Linked DNA regions of Homo sapiens: region 1 is linked to region 2. The links are chromatin loops, found by intact Hi-C in ENCODE. Cell type or tissue: gastrocnemius medialis. All regions are shown on one strand. Links, peaks and the distances in the headings refer to the core of each region. The heading gives the core; the rest is flanking DNA.

The links. Peaks named below come from ENCODE experiments on the same cell type or tissue, not always from the same donor. Only the 100,000 strongest peaks of a DNase experiment are listed, where the experiment ranks them.
Region 1: a loop joins it to region 2, with 8 times the contacts of the local background. A loop is called at or near these places in 3 of 110 quality-filtered maps.

The regions. Positions count from the first base shown.
Region 1 is chr1:30,404,741-30,413,230 of GRCh38, forward strand. No RefSeq gene overlaps it. Among named protein-coding and RNA genes, the nearest start is that of MATN1-AS1, 310 kb to the right of the region's middle. RefSeq lists enhancers at 7,544-8,045, 8,046-8,490. In gastrocnemius medialis, for the core only: no CTCF peak of the experiment used is centred there; a DNase peak (open chromatin) is centred at 7,641.
Region 2 is chr1:30,517,948-30,526,437 of GRCh38, forward strand. No RefSeq gene overlaps it. Among named protein-coding and RNA genes, the nearest start is that of MATN1-AS1, 200 kb to the right of the region's middle. In gastrocnemius medialis, for the core only: a CTCF peak has its summit at 4,351; DNase peaks (open chromatin) are centred at 4,634, 5,354, 5,894, 7,194 and 1 weaker place; H3K27ac peaks cover 4,627 bases.

The DNA of each region.
Region 1 (8,490 bases), core at 191-8,190, 110 kb before region 2:
AAGCCTGAAGCAGAGCCCCCCACCCTAGGCCATGGGCCATGGACTCATGAGACAGAAAGAGAAGCATTTGCTTCTAAAAGCCCCGAGACATTCAGCTTGTTACAGAGAACAAGTCAAAAAGAAAGATGAAAATCTAATACAGTCACCCAAGCAGATTTCAGCATGGAATCCTTTTTTGGGAAGCACCTGTCAGCATCTTTTAGAACGCAGCATCCCTCAGAGCCTGCTGCTCTGGGCAGCACAGATTATCCTCCTTCCCAGCCTGCAAAAAATAAAGGGACCACATTGGCAACAGGGGAGAGACCTCTGCCCACCCAGATGCTGCAGATCCTCATCTCTTGCTCCACCTCCCTAGTTACTCCAAGCACACATAGTGGGCACCCACATGCTCAGGTGTCATCCTCAGCCATCCTCTCTGCCCTCTTTGTGGACTGCCCACCCCAACAGGCCATCAGTAGGGCCTCCTGCCTCTGCCACCGGTGCTGGTGTCCTGGATCCTGCACCTCTGCTGAGGGCTGGGCATGGAATTTCTGCACTGTGCTCATCCTAAAACCCTAGAAGGCCCAGGCTATGCTGGATCCGTGGCCTGCTCTGGGGAGAATGTCCCACCTCTTGACCCTGGGTTATACCTGGCCCCCTAAGCAGCACTGCCTGAGTCCTGAGCCTCACACAGAGCCTCCTGAATATGGCAATGCTTCGGGCCTGCACACTTCTCCCCTGGAAACTGGAAACCCCGCCCTGAGGTAGGGGATGGAAGGAGCCTGGTGCATGCGTCCCCTTCCTCAGAATCATTTTTGTTTTTATCCCCAGGTGCCTGTTTTCTAAAATAAAGCCCTCTCTTCTCCTGTAACCCATTGCATTTAACTCACGCCAATAGACACTTATGGGAGGAATGACACCTTATGCTGCATACCACAAGAACCTAAGCCACCCTCCAAACCACAGGGGTCATTCTGGAAACCAAGGCATATCTGTGAACAGGCAGGGTGTTCAGCATCAGAGAGGGGAGCAGGGGCTTCTCCGTGAGCCAGGAGGCAGGAAGAGACCTGCCCGAAGCTCAGCAGGACAGGGCCAGGCACAGCCGGGTAGCTGCTGGAAACACAGACAGGACCCGCTACTGGCCCAGCTCCCGATATGGCAGACCACGATCTCATCCACTGCTCACAGCAGCCCCGTGAGGCAAGCATCATGACCCAAGGTGTACATGGGGAAACTGAGGTTCAGAGGTTTCTCTGTATGAGAAACAAAGGCTCAGAGAGGTTAGGCAGCCTGCCCAAGGACACACAGCATCAGCAGGTACTCCTGACTGGGGAGCACTGAGTTCACCTCTCCTTCGACAGACAGGGGAGCTTCCCCCCACTCCCTACCTGGAGCCCATAGACCTTTGATAATGCCAGGGCTGCCTCTGAGTCTCAACTCACCCCTTGATTTCTTGCACCCCACACTGTACACTAGGCTTCCTGTTTTACACCTATCATCTCATCTCATTTTTACAATGGCCCCATCTTATTAATTGTTCAGAGAGGTTTGGTGACTTGGCCAAGGTCCCACAAGAAGTGGAAAGTACAGGACTTGTGCTTTGATTTTTTTTCCCATTGCACCAGACAAGGTGACTCACCCCCCGCCCCCCTTGGGTTGGCAAGGTGTTCTTTCCAGAATAACTGCCAAGATCCCCCTCCCTGCCTGCCCCAAACCATGACCAACTCTCCTTTGGAACTGGCCATCCAATCAGAGGTTCCCAGGCTTCCCTGTTTATATCAGCAGTAAATATGAGGCTGGGGAGAGAGAAAAGCCAGCCCACCATGGAGAGAGGGAGCAAACACAAGAGGGATGGGGTAAGAGAGGCCAGCTGCAGAGAGAGAAGAGTGGAGAGAGGAGAGAGTCACACAGAGAGGGGGGAACAAAACCAAGGAGAACAAGACACCAAGAGGATAACAGAGGCAGCAAAATACATTAAAAAAAACACAAAACACATACACGTGTGTGCACACGAACACACATGGACGAGAAAGAGAACCTTTGGGAAAGGCTCTAAAAATGAGTGTGATGGAGGCACCCACCCAGGGAGTGAGAAACACACACACACACACACACACACACACACACACACACCACGCAGAGCCCCGACGCAAACCCTGACAGAGATGGAGGGAGACAGATACAATTCAGACAGACGGTGGGGAAAAATGGAGTGTAGAGCAGAGAGGGAAAAAAGACACAGATAGCAAGACAGAAAAAAGATAGGGAGAGATTAATATACACACAAATTGCGATGGGGAGAGGAAGCAGAGAAGCCATAGACGCTGGAGCATCAGGGCTGGGAGCTCGCACCTTCCCCTCCCCACCTCCCGCTCCGCTTCATCACCAACTGCCTCTGCTCACAGCAGCCTGAAATGTAAGCCCTGAGTGGAGAAGTTAATTCTCCCAAGTCCAGCCGCCAAGACGCACTCTGCATTCCACCCGCGTGCCCTTAGTGACACAGAGGCGGAGGGGGATCCATCTGCACCTAGCACAGGTTACTTCTCTTTTCTTAGCTTTGAACCAGATGCACTGATGGAAGGAGAGAGACCTGCCCAGCATTTGATCATCAAGCCTACGCCCAGAGCCACTTAGGCAGCTAATCGCTGAGCCATGAGCGGCCGGAGGTGGGCACAACCCAAAGCCTCTCAAGCACCCCCAGGGTGCCCACCAGGGACAAGATGCAGCCTCTGCACTAGGGACCCCCACATGGGGGGGCGACAGTCCTGGGTCCACATGACCCTTACTTGCTCCTGCCTCTGGTGAGTCTCCTGTCCTGACACCTCTAAGCCTCCACATCCATCTCTATGAAATGGGATCGTATTCCTGCAGCCGGGTCAGCTGAGTTGGAGGAGAGTTGCTGACTCCTCTTCAGTGGTGAAAGGAAATGAAGAAAAGAAATTTGTCTCATCCTGGGGAAGGCCCCAAACCTCATCCCCAGGAGGTCTGCCTGCCTGGCATTTTACAAGGCAGTGGGCCTCTTGGAGGCAGGGAGCCGAGATCAAAAGTACATCAGACATTGCACCAGACAAGGTGACTTGCCCCCCACCCCCCTTGGATTGGCAAGGTGTTCTTTCCAGAATAACTGCCAAGATCCCCCTCCCCAGTTCTCTCTTTGCCACTATTGTGGCTCTGGAGAAAAGATTAGAAAGGCAGTGCTAATTTAATTTGCCAGAATGAATAAAGATAAGACAGTGACTCAGGGTGATGAAGTGCTGGGAGCCCATAATTCACATGCCTGATAGCCCACGTTGGAGCTGATTCAGCCAGGACAGCCTCGGTTTACTGTCTCTGTCGCTGAGGAAGGCTGGCTTCCCCGCCTAGGCAGTGGGTGTGAGAGGCTTATAAATGGGCAAATGAGTTTAAGGGGAGGAAGGAGCGGAGATCTGTGGGTCCTTCTAGTGCCCATGGCTGCCACCAGGATGTGGGGAGGGAGCACTCAGATCATTCATTCATGATCACGCAGCACTCATTCACTCATTCATGATCATTTTACCAAGCAGCCCCCTGGGCCTGGAGTGGGGCATAAGTGGAGGGTGTTTTGGGATCCATCATTAAATCCAAAGGCCATCTGGCCAGGCTGCATCAGGGATACCTGGGCACCGGGATTACCTGTGTCCACGAGGGCACATGCATCACTGCACATGGGAATTTGTGTCATCAGTGAAACAGGAGTGCATTCTCAATGCCCATGGGCAGGGCTTGTTGGTGTGGGGACACCTAGATATACACAGGGCTCGCTCATCAGCATATGCAGGGCTCTGACATGCTCTGCTGCTTACTAGCTGTGTGAACTGGGGGGAGCTTTTTTTTTTTTTTTTGAGACAGAGTCTTGCTCTGTCGCTCAGGCTGGAGTGCAGTGGCACAATCTCGGCTCACTGCAAGCTCCGCCTCCCGGGTTCACGCCATTCTCCTGCCTCAGCCTCCCGAGTAGCTGGGACTACAGGCGCCCACCACCATGCCCGGCTAATTTTTTGTATTTTTAGTAGAGACGGGGTTTCACAGTGTTAGCCAGGATGGTCTCAATCTCCTGACCTCGTGATCCGCCCACCTCGGCCTCCCAAAGTGTTGAGATTACAGGCGTGAGCCACCACACCCGACCACTGGGGGGAGCTTATTACTTCTCTAAGCCTCAATGTCTGTAGAGTAAGGATAGTCATAGCACCCACTTTACAGAGTTCTGGTGAGGACTAAGAGAGTGCCTGAAAGAACCCAGCTCGGCATCCGGCCCACAGGAAGGGCTCCATGATCATGAGTTATGACCCATGTTATTTCATGATGATCATGTGAATTCTTCTTCCTGGGTGCGCGTGGAAGGTGGGCCCACTGGGCTGGTTCATGCACTTCATGGAGAGTTGCTCTTATGGCCACAGGGGAGACCTTCCTGTCACGTCCCAGGTGCTCTTTCTTCCTCCTTTGTGGCTGAGACAATGAGGGCTTGGTGCCTGGCTGGGAGGGAAGGAAAGAAGGTGGAGAGCCAGCCTCTCCTTCAGGGCCAGGAAATTTGGACTTTATGGAAAGCTGGCAGTCTGCTTTGATGGAACTGAAGGCAATTTGCAGCAACACAAAAGGGTGCATTAGAGAGGGAGGGCTGGGAGCCCCAGAAATGAGAGGCTGGAGGCTGGAAAAGAAGGGGATGAAAATGGCCCAGAGAACAGCAATTTAAATGCAACCAAAGCATGAATACTTCTGCCAGGGACCGGGGTTTCCATTCACATGGAATGAAGGACCCACGATGCAGGTGCCTTGTCTGGCTGATGGAGCAGGGGAAGGAAATCCCCACAGGGGCCAAGCCTCGGTGGGCTGGGTTTTCATTTCTTTTGTTGTGTAGTCTAAAGTAGGAACCACTGGACCTTCTTGTAATGCCTTGTGCTTGGAGCTGGGGTGCAGATTGGTGTGAAGACTCTTGGGGTTGAGGATGGAGTGGAGAGGGCAGATCTGAGTCACAGTCAATGACAGGAGGGCTCTAGTGGGAAGGAGGGAGAGGGCAGAGCTGAGTCACAGTCAATGACAGGAGGTCTCTAGTGGGAAGGAGGGGGGATTGGCAGCTCCAAAGCATGGTAGCCTGGACCTCAGGCCTCTCTCGGGCTCTCTTGTGAGCTCCCTGAACTTCCAGCGGCCCAGGCCGTCCTGGATTACAGAAATGTAGTGGAACCCCTCATCCAGGGCTCAGGTGCTCCCAGAGAATTGAGGCTAGGAATGGCCCTTGAGTTAACCCACCATATAACCTTATAGTCAGAGAGGTCTGGGGCAGCAAGGGAAGAGGGGCTGGGGGAGTTACTGTCCAAGATCACACAGTAAGTCAAGGCCTAAGCTGGACACAACCCCAGGCAGCCCACAAAGAATAAATAACTCTTTCTCTCCCATCACCTCTGTCCCCTGACCAGGGCATCATGCCTCTGGACAACATGGTACCCCAGGTCCAACTCTTAAGCTGTGTGTGGCCACTGCAGTGGAGTGCGCTGTCTCTGGGAGCACCTGTTAAAGCTCACACTGCCTGGAAGGAGTGAACCAGCCTCTCTCCCATCAGCCCAGCAGCAGGGACTCCTCTCAGACCAGGCAGAGATGCTGCAGTAATGGTGGGTGAGCCCAGCAAGGGGCCTGGAAGCAGAGCAAGCCCAGGAGGGGGCTGGACAGCAGCACCAGGGTGAGGGGTGGGTGGGAGCCTGAGTGCTGGCAGGCACAGGAAGGAGAGAGGGGCAGGGTGCTCGGGAAATGCTGTGTCCCAGGGGCCACTCTGCAGGGAAGAGCCCCTGGGTGTCGCGTGAGTGGAGGGAATTGGACCCTCCTCCAAGCACAGGATTCCATGGCCCTGGGCGGCCAGTGACCTCACTGCTCTGAGCCAGGGGTGGGGATAAGAATGCCCCCTCCCAGGACTGCAGTAGGGAGTGAGATAACCTTTACCAGGTAACATGCTCAGCCCAGCGCCTGATAGACGGGCTCCCTCCCCAGTCCCCAGTCAGGACACCCCAGGGGTCAGGACTGTGGGCTCCACAGTCCCACATCTGGGATTGGTGTCCCGCTTCACTGCCTGCTGGATGTGTGACCCCGGGCAGGTTCCTCCCCCTCCCTTAGCCTCAATTTCCTCTTTCATGAAATGATGCATTGCCCTCCAACTCTTGGTTATTCTTTGTGAAGTGTCTAACACCGGCACAGAAGACTCACCTGATCAAAGGCAGCAGGCATCACCCTGAGCTGGGGGTCTAGAGTGACCTTTTAGACAGTGAAGTCTGGACCCATGGAGGGGTTATCATTTCCACAGCTCTCATTCGCTCTGCCTGTCCCTTCCAGAATCCCAAATGTTTCAGCCATTTTCTGTGGCTGAAACAGAACATTGTAGGCTGAGTAATTTATCCACAATAGAGGTTTATTCGGTTCATGGTTCTGGAGGCTGGGGAGTCCAAGACTGAGGGGCTGCACTAGGTGAGGGCCTTTTTGCTGTGTCATAATGTGGCATAGGGCATCACATGGTGAGAGAGTGCGTGAGAGAGGGTAAGAAGGGGCTTACTTTGTTTTTATAGTAGACCCACTCCCACCATAATGACATGAATTCATTTCACATTCATCCATTAATCACTGAAAGATCACACATCTCCACACTGTTGCATGAGGGATTACGTTTCCAACACAAGGAACTTTGGGAAACACACTCAAGCCATAGCACGGTCCTCCGCTGTCCCTCTCCCGCCCTCACCATCTCGGGTCTCTCTGTCGGGCTTTGACAGAGCAGGTCTGGCCTGAACTCAGTCTGCAGAAGTAGATTCTCCATGTGCATGAAAATTGCCCATTTACTTTGAGAATCCCATAGAAATCGTTCTCCTCCTCCGCCTGCTCTTCTCCTCCACCCGTTAACGATGGGACACTGGCATGCTAGCATTCTTCCTTTCTGCCTTTATGAGCAAATATGTGATAAGAGGCTCATCGCTGACTCTTTGACAAAATGCAGCATTTTCTTTTAAGCTACATTATGTTAAGAGCAGAATTTCCTCTCTACTAGCTGATAACCTTTTCTGTTTCTTTTCTTTTAAATGAGAGCATCTCTTGTTCATTCTTGTGGAAGATCTGTTAAGGGAGATAAATTGAGAAAAGTCGTGAACTCCTGAAAAGATACAGCTTTTTAAAAAGAATTCATTTGCAGCATGAAATCTACCGAGTGAGTGTGTAAACCATGGAGTCATTACAATGTGGTGGAATTGCTTTGCTTTGAATTGAGTTGTGGCTCTGTCTGTAAGTACCTGCTCCTTTCACTGTTTCAAGCTGGGATACTCAGAGAAGCGTGCAGACCTGGCTGGGTCTGTCAGCCCTGCCTTGGCCCCGTGTGGTAATCAGGTAAACTCCCACCTGTGCCCTCTCACCTGGACGGTGGAGGAGTCTGAGGGAGGCCTCAATTCTGAATGCTCCCTGAATTCCCCATCTGCTTGAGCCCAGACCCTACTCTGGTCAACTCTGTCCCTTAGTAAAGTAACCAACCATTTCCAGTTGGCAGGGACCGAGTGCATTCTTGGTATGAGGCACTTCCAGCGCTGAAACCAGAGAAGTCCCAGGCCACGAGGATGACTTGGTCACCCTGTTCTTTGTGGCTCCTTACATTACTACCAGTGAGCCAAGACCTGTGAGGAGAGGCAGGCGAGGCCTCCATGCCCTGCCCTGAGGGACCAGCCGTGGTGCTGGTGTTCGCTGATGTGCACAGAAGAGCAGGGCTCCTTAGGGAGGCGTGGCTGGAGAAGGTGACAGAGCCTCACAGCTGGGTTCATGGGGTTCTGTCCTCTTTCTGCACTGTCTCATTTACTCCTCACAGTCAGTGTCAGGTGACAACACTGAGGCTCAGCTCGGAGGCATCACAGTGACTCATACCAGTCATCACAGTGCAGTGGCATTGTTTTGCTTTGAATGGAACTGTAGCTCTGTCTCCAAGCACCGCTTCTGCTTGTGCACCCCATCTCTGTCTCCCAGACCAGGGCACCTCCAGAGCTCAGCGGAACTGCAGGAGCCCATGCCACGTGCAGGAGTGGAGGCAGAAGCTGGCAGGGGCTGGGTGAGTGGGGCAAGGTCCTAGTCACTTCACTCAGACCTCTAGTGTCCAGCACAGACCTTGGCACAGACATGGGTGCCTTGCAGTGTGCCCTGGTGAAGGGGCCTAGGTGGGGAAGGGGAGGCCCCTCCTCCTTGGCCAGTCTCTCTAGGTCCCAGACTCCCTCACTGCCTCCAACCACACAGAGGCTTCAGCTCCCCACCTGGGCCTGCTTGGGGTTTGACAAGCACCAAAAGTTCCACTTCAAAATTCATAGAATCACAGCATCCAAGGCAGAGGGGCCTTTATCTTGGCTCTGACCGCGAGCCTGCTGTGGCAGGGCCCGGTTTGTGGGCGTGCATGTCTGCAGCCAGCCCTGTGTGCTACCCCAGGAGAATTTTATCTCAGCCCACCTCGCTTCTTCCCTTCTCCTGCCCTCAAAGGGGAACATTATCTTTGTG
Region 2 (8,490 bases), core at 73-8,072:
AAGTGATACACTTAGGCACCAGATAATTAACTCAAAACAACAGGCAATAAGCATGGAGCCCGGTAAATACAACAACCTGGCAGACATCATTTAGATTCTTTTTACCCCTTGACTTTGAGGTTCAGTAGTAGCTGCCAAGTTCTTATTGATTAGCAATCCGTTGAAAATTTATGGCAAGATGAAATTAACTGGCCACAGTGAGGAGTGAGTTTGACCCAGGCCAAGGTCCTGTGGCCTGGCTGAGTTGAGATTGGAAAGCAATGTGAAGGAAGCACCACCATGCAGACACCCTCGGGAGGCATCAACCCTCAAATGGCTTTTGTGGGGTCTCCATCCCTGCAGCTGGGAAGATGGCTGTGACCCACCAGCCCCAGGGGCAAATCTGACTGGAAACCTGCCACAGCCCCTTACTCTCCAGACATTTGAGGCCCTTCATGATGCACTTGGCCTCTCCCTATCCCCATCTTCCTCCATGCACCCACACTGTCTCAGCCTGGCCAGGGCTGGGCACACTCAAAGTAAACCCCTGGCCTATTTGCAGACCTGCTAGTCCCCAGACTCTCCACCAGGCCCAGGGAAAACGAGCCCCAGGGCCTGGAACCAACACATTAGTCAAGTGAGTTGCTAAAGTCTCACAGGGCATAACTTTGGGTCATTTCTGGTGCCCTTTCTTCTATCCCCAGCATGGATGGAGCCCAGATGGTGTTTGTCTCCTGGCTCCCATGATGTCTCACCTCCAGGGCCAGGTACCTCTGAGACCACAAAGACAAAGGCCTATATACACAGCTATTACAAGTTACTCAGAAACTGGAGTCAGCCTGGGAAGTCACTTGGAACCTCTTAGGCCTAAAAACTGCTGCTTTCCCTTCTCTTCCCACATATAATCCTTCATTGTCCACATAGATATGGTCAATACATTCCTGCAAACCCCATGACACCAAGTGACGGCATGTCTGGATGCCAGAGGTAGAGGCACCGGAATGCCATTGGAAGGGCTCTGGCACGGAAGTCAGAACTGGGAGTCAGTCCCAGCTCCACCACAGGGCTTGGGCAAGCCCCTTCTTCTCTTTGGGTCTTGGCATTTTCACAAGTGAATGAAAAGCATTTAACCAGATATCTCAGGTCTTTAAAACTCTATGAGTCTCTGAGGCAGTAATAGATAATAATAATAATAGTTAATGATAGTGTTGTTGTTAATACTGACAGTACTATGATGATGATGATGATGGAGAGGATGCTGATGGGAAAGATGATGATGATGGAAAAGATGAGGAGGATGGTGATGATGAACAGGATAATGATGACGATAATGATGGAGAGGATGATGATGATGATGGTGGTGATGGAGAGAATGATGACAAGGATGGGGATAATGGTGATGATGATGGTGGAGAAGATGATGATAAAGAGGATGATGATGGAGAGAATGATGATGAAGGAGAGAATGATGATGAACATGATGATGGAGATAATGATGATGGAAAGGATGATGATGGAGGTGATGATGACAGAGAGGATGATGACGATGATGATGGAAAAAATGATGATGATGAAGAAGATACTGATTATGGGGAAGATTATGATGATGGAGAGGATTATGATGGAGAAAATGATGTGATGGAGAGGATGATGATGATGATGGAGAAGATGACGATGAAGAAGAAGATAATGATTACGGGGAAGATTATGATGAAGAAGATTATGATGATGGAGAGGATGATGATGAAGAAGATAATGATTATGGGGAAGATTATGATGATGGAGAGGATTATGATGATGGAGAAGATGATGATGATGAAGAAGATAATGATTATAAAGATTATGATGATGGAGAAGATGATGATGGAGAAAATGAAGATGATGAGAGGATGATGACACCAAGTGATGGTGGAGCATATACCTTGCTTGGTGCTGCATTGGGTGCCTCACACACACCATCTCTCACAGCACAATAACTTATGCAAAAGAAGTTTTCTTGGTTTTATCTTCCGTATGAGAAAACTGAGGCACAGCAATATCAAGTGTCCTGGAAGGTCACACCATTTCAACCATGAAGGCAATAGAGCTCCAGAGGCCGCATGCCTCCTTCATCCTGGGCTTGGAACTATCCTGACGCATTAAGAACCCCCAGCCCCTCAGTCCTCCTCCTCTACTTAAGTTGGGCAGAAAGTGAAAAGCTCACCATCAGTTTTCCTGAAACTCATCTTTTGCTTTGCAATTTGGCCTGCTAGCTGCTTGAGGCCCATTTTTCTCTTGGCCTCAGATGCCTTTTATGTCATATCCATTTTCACTCTATCACATTTAGTTAAACATCCAAACTATGGATTCAGATGGGTAACTCCTGATCCTGGGAGGCTCTCTTGGTACCTTCCTACAACTGCAGTTTGATGTCTGGGGTGGCCAGAACTGCAACAGGACCTGAGTCCATGTAGGGTTGGGCAACAGCCAGGAAAACCACACTGTCACTCCCTGAAGACCCCCAGCTCATAGATACTGAGGGCAGAAGAGGGCTGGGTGGACCCTGACTCCAGGCTGAGACAAGAGAAGTTCAGACACCAGCCCTGGTCACTCAGCACAAAACCTCAGAGATGGGATGAGGAATCTGCTCCTCCAACTCCATGACCAGCCCTGTCCCCCAATAGGCACTGAGTGTTTGGGGAGGTGTCTGATCATGTCTATGTTCTCTCTGCCTGAGCCTAGCCTCATGCAGCCTCCTCTGATCTGCAGCCAGCATATCCTCTGCTCCCAAGACTGTGCCCAGCACAGCAGGGTGCTTAGTAAATATCCATATTTTAATACTATAGTCACCACGTTGTACAATAGATCTCTTGAACTTATTCCCCTTATATAACCGAAATTTTACATCCTTTGACCAACATCTCACCAACCCCCATACACATATTTTGTTTGTTTGTTATAGAGTTTCACTCTTTTCTCTAGGCTGGAGAAAAGCAGCACGATCTTGGCTCACTGCAACTTCTGCTCCCCGGGTTCAAGCCATTTTCCTGCCTCAGCCTCCAGAGTAGCTGGGATTACAGGCATGCACCACCACGCCTGGCTAATTTGGTATTTTTAGTAGAGACAGGGTTTCGCCATGTTAGCCAGGCTGGTCTCAAACTTCTGACTTCAGATGATCTACCTACCTCAGCCTCCCAAAGTGCTAAGATTTTAAGAATAATTAAGAATGAACAAGTCCTTCAATTAAAATGAAATTAATGTAATTGTCCTTTCAAAGATGACCCCCTGTCCTCTAAACAGGCAGCCCCAGATTCATAGCTGCCTGCTCTGGCATTTTCCCTTGGAGGTCTAAAACCCATCTTCAGCTTTCTTGTTTAAAACAGGGCTATTTCCTCCCTTGAACTGACTCTTCTCCCACCTTACCCAGCCCAGGGCACAGCTTCACCCCACCCCACACTGACCACAAGCCCTGGAGTCCCCTTGATCACTCCTGTCCTCTGCCCTCTGCCCTCTGCATCTGATCCATCCTGCAGCTCTTTGAGATACTCCTTCCAAAATGCATCCCACTCCGGTCATGTCCCTTCATCTCTGCCCACTGCCCAGTCCAGGCCTCTCATCTGGCCTGCCCACAGCTACAGCCTCCCTGACATCCCCTGCCCCCATCCCTGCCTGGTTCACAGGTGGAATCATGTTGCTCCTCTGCTTAAAAGTCAGCCATTGCCTCCGGCTAAACTTGGAATAAAACCCAAGCTTCTCACCCAGCCCTCACGGCCATGGGATCTGGCCTCACCTGCCTCTCAATCATTTGGCCCTACAGTTCCCTCTCCCAGGAGCTCCCTCCCCTGGCTTTTCTCATGCTGGTTCCTTCTCAGCCTCAGCTGTCAATTTCAACATTGTCTCCTCCAAATCATCTTCCCTGAGCACTGTGCTAAGGTCACCCTTCCCCCTGCACAGGGGTGTCCCTTCCCACCCTCGCTTCACCCTTGTCCCCTCTACTCTGTGCTTCTGGGTGGCAGCCCTTATCGGCTACATCAAGGGGCTCCTCATCCTCTGGCTTCAAGGTGAGTTTGGTTAACAGGGAGCCCCAGCAGGAGATCAAGGAAGGAGGAGGAGAGGAAGGTTGGGGTGTTTATCCCCTGACAAGGTCCTGCCCTGGGAAGAGCTAAGGCTAGCTTTCCTCAGACTGCAGCTTTCAGCTCCTGTTATCATGTGGTCCCTCCCCACCCAGCCCCCTGGCAGGGCTCCTCCACCCAGCTTTCTCCATCTCCGGGTTCCACTCATTGCTCCTCCCCGCACCCTCGCAAACCCAAGGGTGGTAATGGAGCCCTCTGTTGCCGGATGCCAGGAAACAGCACCATCTCCAGGATTTCCTTATGCCCTGCCCATGCCTTCGCCTTCTTGGTCTCTTTTTTACACTCTCCAAAAATTGCCTGACTTGACTGTGCCATCTCATCTGTCCCTTGCCACATCCCCACTGACACACTGCCCACCCTCCTCACTTCCGTCTCCTCACCCTGTCCAATTCCCCCACGGAACTTCTCACTTCCCAGCATGATTGCTTGTGTACTATCTGCATCCCCCACCAGAACACAAGCTCCATCTGAGACGGGGATTCATTGCATCATATGTCAGCGGAATAGAGAAAACACATGCTCACACCTCCTAACTCTGCTCAAACTCGCAGGGAAGCCCAGCCAATTCTGTGAAAGTTCATGGTGAAATCACATTGACTTTTAAATGCCTGCACACGGCATTTCCCAAACTGGGATCAGGCAACACTCATTTAGGAGGTGTTGGCAAGCAGTTGGCAACCTGATACCGACAGACCATATCTGCCAGGTTGTCCTCATTTCACCGAGCGCCTCTGACAATTTCATCTCCCGCTATCATGACCTCAAGTCTGTCCACTGGCCCCAGTCCAGACTGGGAAAGCCCTCATGCGCCAGCCCCTCTGAAGCCCAGGGAGTTCCAGCATGAGGCCTTTGCTCCATGGGCTTCATTTCACTGCTGTCTCCACACCCCTCAAAACCACGTGGGCCAAGGCAGAGCCAAGACTACATCAGCCATGGGTCAGGAGATCAAATCCTGGTCTCTGTTCTGTCACCAACTTACTATGTGACTTTGAGCAGGTTGAATTCCCACCCTGTACCTCGGTTTCCCCAAATTCTCCTGCTGTTCCTGCTGCCTGGAATTACCTTCCCAGTGAGCAGGTTGGATCATACATTCTCCTAGCACGTCCCTGCACTGGTGGTGAGACATTGCTCAGAGAGATTAAACTGGCATAGTTCCTGTTGATGGTCATCTTTCTTTAGAAGGTGAGAAAGGAGAAAAAAATGTCAGCTTGGCTATGACACATAACCACTATGATCAGACAGCAAAAGACCCAAGCTCGTGCTGGTCTCTGCTGGCCTGACTGCCAGCATGATTTAGTTCCCAGGGTAAGTAAACTCCTCCTTTCTGGATGAGATGAAGCCTTGAGACAATAAAAATGTGCCCCTCCTCCAATATGTAGGTGATAGTACCAGCTAAGCCAGAGAGGAGGGATGAGGCCCCTTCTTGATGACATAGCCTTTTGGGAGATGGACCAACAAGAAGGTGCTGAACCTGATGATGGGGAGCTGTGGGAATGGGAGAGCCAGCATCAGCCTCATGTTGCCACTGTCATCATGGCGTAGCCTCTGCTGTCCTGAGAGCTCTCTGTGGAGCAACTCACCTGACTCTCACAACAGCACCATGAGGAACTCAGGGTCAACACCATCACCATTTCCAGGTGAGAACAAGGTTTCAGGGCTATATCTCTTGCCCAAAGCCACAAGCTTGTAAGTGGCTATAAAAAGACCATGACAGCACCAAGCCCCAGCCAAGAGCTTGTTCTGTGTTTGCTGATTGATGCACTGACACCCGGTGTGGTCCTTACTGTTCCCTTTGCATCAAGCAACCAAGGACAAGGGCCCAGCCACCATGAGTCAGAGTCTAGGTGGGGCCACTGGCATCACACCTGTCACCTGGCTCACATATGTCACCTGGCACCTCCTGCCACCTGGCCCAGATCATGAGGACCAGTGTTTCAGAGCTAGGGAATGGAGAGTGTTTGGGGAAGGAAGCTAGGGAATGGGGAGTGAATGGGGAAGGAAAGGGGGTGACATTGCCTCCCCCTTCATCAAGAAGGCTGCTGTGAACTCCATTTTCATTCCCTTTTTTGGTGGGTCTGAGGTTCACACAGCCACAATCGTTCAGCCCTGTGGGTGGGTCAGGGCATATGGGATAAACTATTTTTCCTTGTCATGGGTCTGCCTACAGCAGCAGAATTGGATTCTAGATGATGTATGAAAAAGATACAGTCCAGGCGCGGTGGCTCATGCCTGTAACCTCAACACTTTGGGAGGCCAAGGTGGGTGGATCACTTGAGGCCAGGAGTTCAACCAGTCTGGGCAACATGGTGAAACCCCATCTGTACTACAAAATACAAAAATTAGCTGGGTGTGGTGGCAGGCGCCTGTAATCCCAGCTACTTGGGTGGCCGAGGCAGGAGAATTGCTGGAACCCGGGAGGCGGAGGTTGCAGTGAGCCAAGATCGTGCCACTGCACTCCAGGCTGGGTGACAGGGTGAGAAGGGGAGGGGAGGGGAGGGGAGGGGAGGGGAGGGGAGGGGAGGGGAGGGGAGGGGAGGGGAGGGAAGGGAAGGGGAGGGGAGGGAAGGGAAGGGAAGGGAAGGGAAGGGAGGAAGGAGGGAGGGAAGGAAGGAAAAGAAGGAAGGAAGGAAGGAAGGAGGAAAGAAAGAAAGAGAGAAAAAGAAAGAAAGAGAAAGAAAGAAAGAAAGAGAGAGAGAGAGAGAAAGAAAGAGAAAGAAAGAAAGAAAAAGAGAAGAAGGAGAAGGTACTGGATGTGCAGAGGTGCCACTGCTGCAGCACTGAAGACAAGAGCAGCAAGTCAAACCAGGAGGAACAGTGGCTGGGGCAGCTCCTGGATTTCAAAGGAGGAGCCAGCATCCAGTTCCATGGGGCCTGAGCTGGGCCGAGTGCTCCCTCCAGGGCAGGGAGAGCATCTGGCCAAGGTCAGGGGCCAGTCGCTGGTTGTGGACAAGTGGGGCCGCCTCCAGTGTCTGCCCCTCCAAGAGTTTCTGCCGTGGAAGTCAGTCGGTTTCCCCAGTGAATAATCAGGACACCATCAAGACAAGATCATGGGACACATGTGAGGAACAGAAGCTCAGTGTTCCTCCCCCACACGCCCACATGAGCTAGCCCAGCGCTAATGCTGCTCTGCCCTAGACCAGCCAGGCCTGGGGTGAGCCGCTGGTGTGAGGGGCATCAGGAATGGGGGCCGCTTATGCAGAGGGATTCTGAAGCCGCATAGAAAGCTTACCCTGGGGGGAAATAAAAAAAGGAAGTTAACCCATCATCTTACAACTGAGCCCCAAATTCTGCTGAAGAAGAAAGAGGAGGAGGAGGGAAAGAAAGAGTAGGAGGAAGGGGAGGAGGAGGATAAGAAAGAGGGGGAGAGAGAGGAAGAGAAGGAAGGGAAGGAGGAAGAGGAAGAGGAGGAAAGGGAGGAGGAGGAGGAAGAGAAACAGGAAGAGGAACAGAGGGAAGAAGAAGAGGAGGAGGAAATTCTCTGATGTGTGCCCCATGATGGTTTATGAAGTGCTTTCTCTTTGAAACCCCATGTGGCCCCCACAACCCTCTTTGAACCACGTGAGGCAGAATCCTAGGAGGAAACTGAGGACCAGGGAGGTCCGCACAGTTAGTAGGAGGCACAGCTGGGACTGGAGCCCAGGCCTCCGGACCCCCAGTTGAAGGTTTAATCTCATGAAGCCACAAAGAGTCACAAAGCTCTTTCACAGCCATGTGCTAGCCCCACCCCAGAACAGAGGCCCATCTCCCTGAGTGGTAGAGGAGGCATTCCCAGGGAGGGGGAGGAGAGAGGGAACTCCTGGGTCTGTGTGTCTGCGAGCCCCCGCCCAGCTTCCACACATAGCACAGGCCCTGGCAGGCTAGTGAGGGTGCAGGTGAATGAGGCTTAAATGGGAGTCCATCAGGATCCTTGGGCATAGCACCAGGCAGAGGCAGGAGCCGAGAGGGGAGTGAGTGGACAGGAGCCACTGTGGCATCAGATTCAAGTGTGTCCATCAGTCCCAAACAGTATTAGAGACCTGCCAGAGCCAGCCACGTGTCCCCGCCCAGCTCGGGACATTTCAGGCTCCAGCAGTGACAACTGCTCTGTTTCTGTCAAGGTCCAGCTGTTTTAATGGAGACTTTAAATAATCCCTCTGCTGCCAATAAATTTATGTCATGGTGTTCCAGCCACAGCCAGGCTCTTGTTTCATGAGTCATCCCTGGTCGGCTGGTTCAGAGGGAACCCCCGGCTGGTGCAATGAAGGAAGGACCAGGTCAGCCTTCTGCCCCTTGTCGGGTGTCAGGAAAGGATCTCACACACCCACACTATGGCTCTAGGGCTCCATCTTCCAGAGTGACCAGTGATCAGCATTAATAGTAATCCTGCCTGGGGCCCCTCAGCTGGAATCCTGCCCGAATC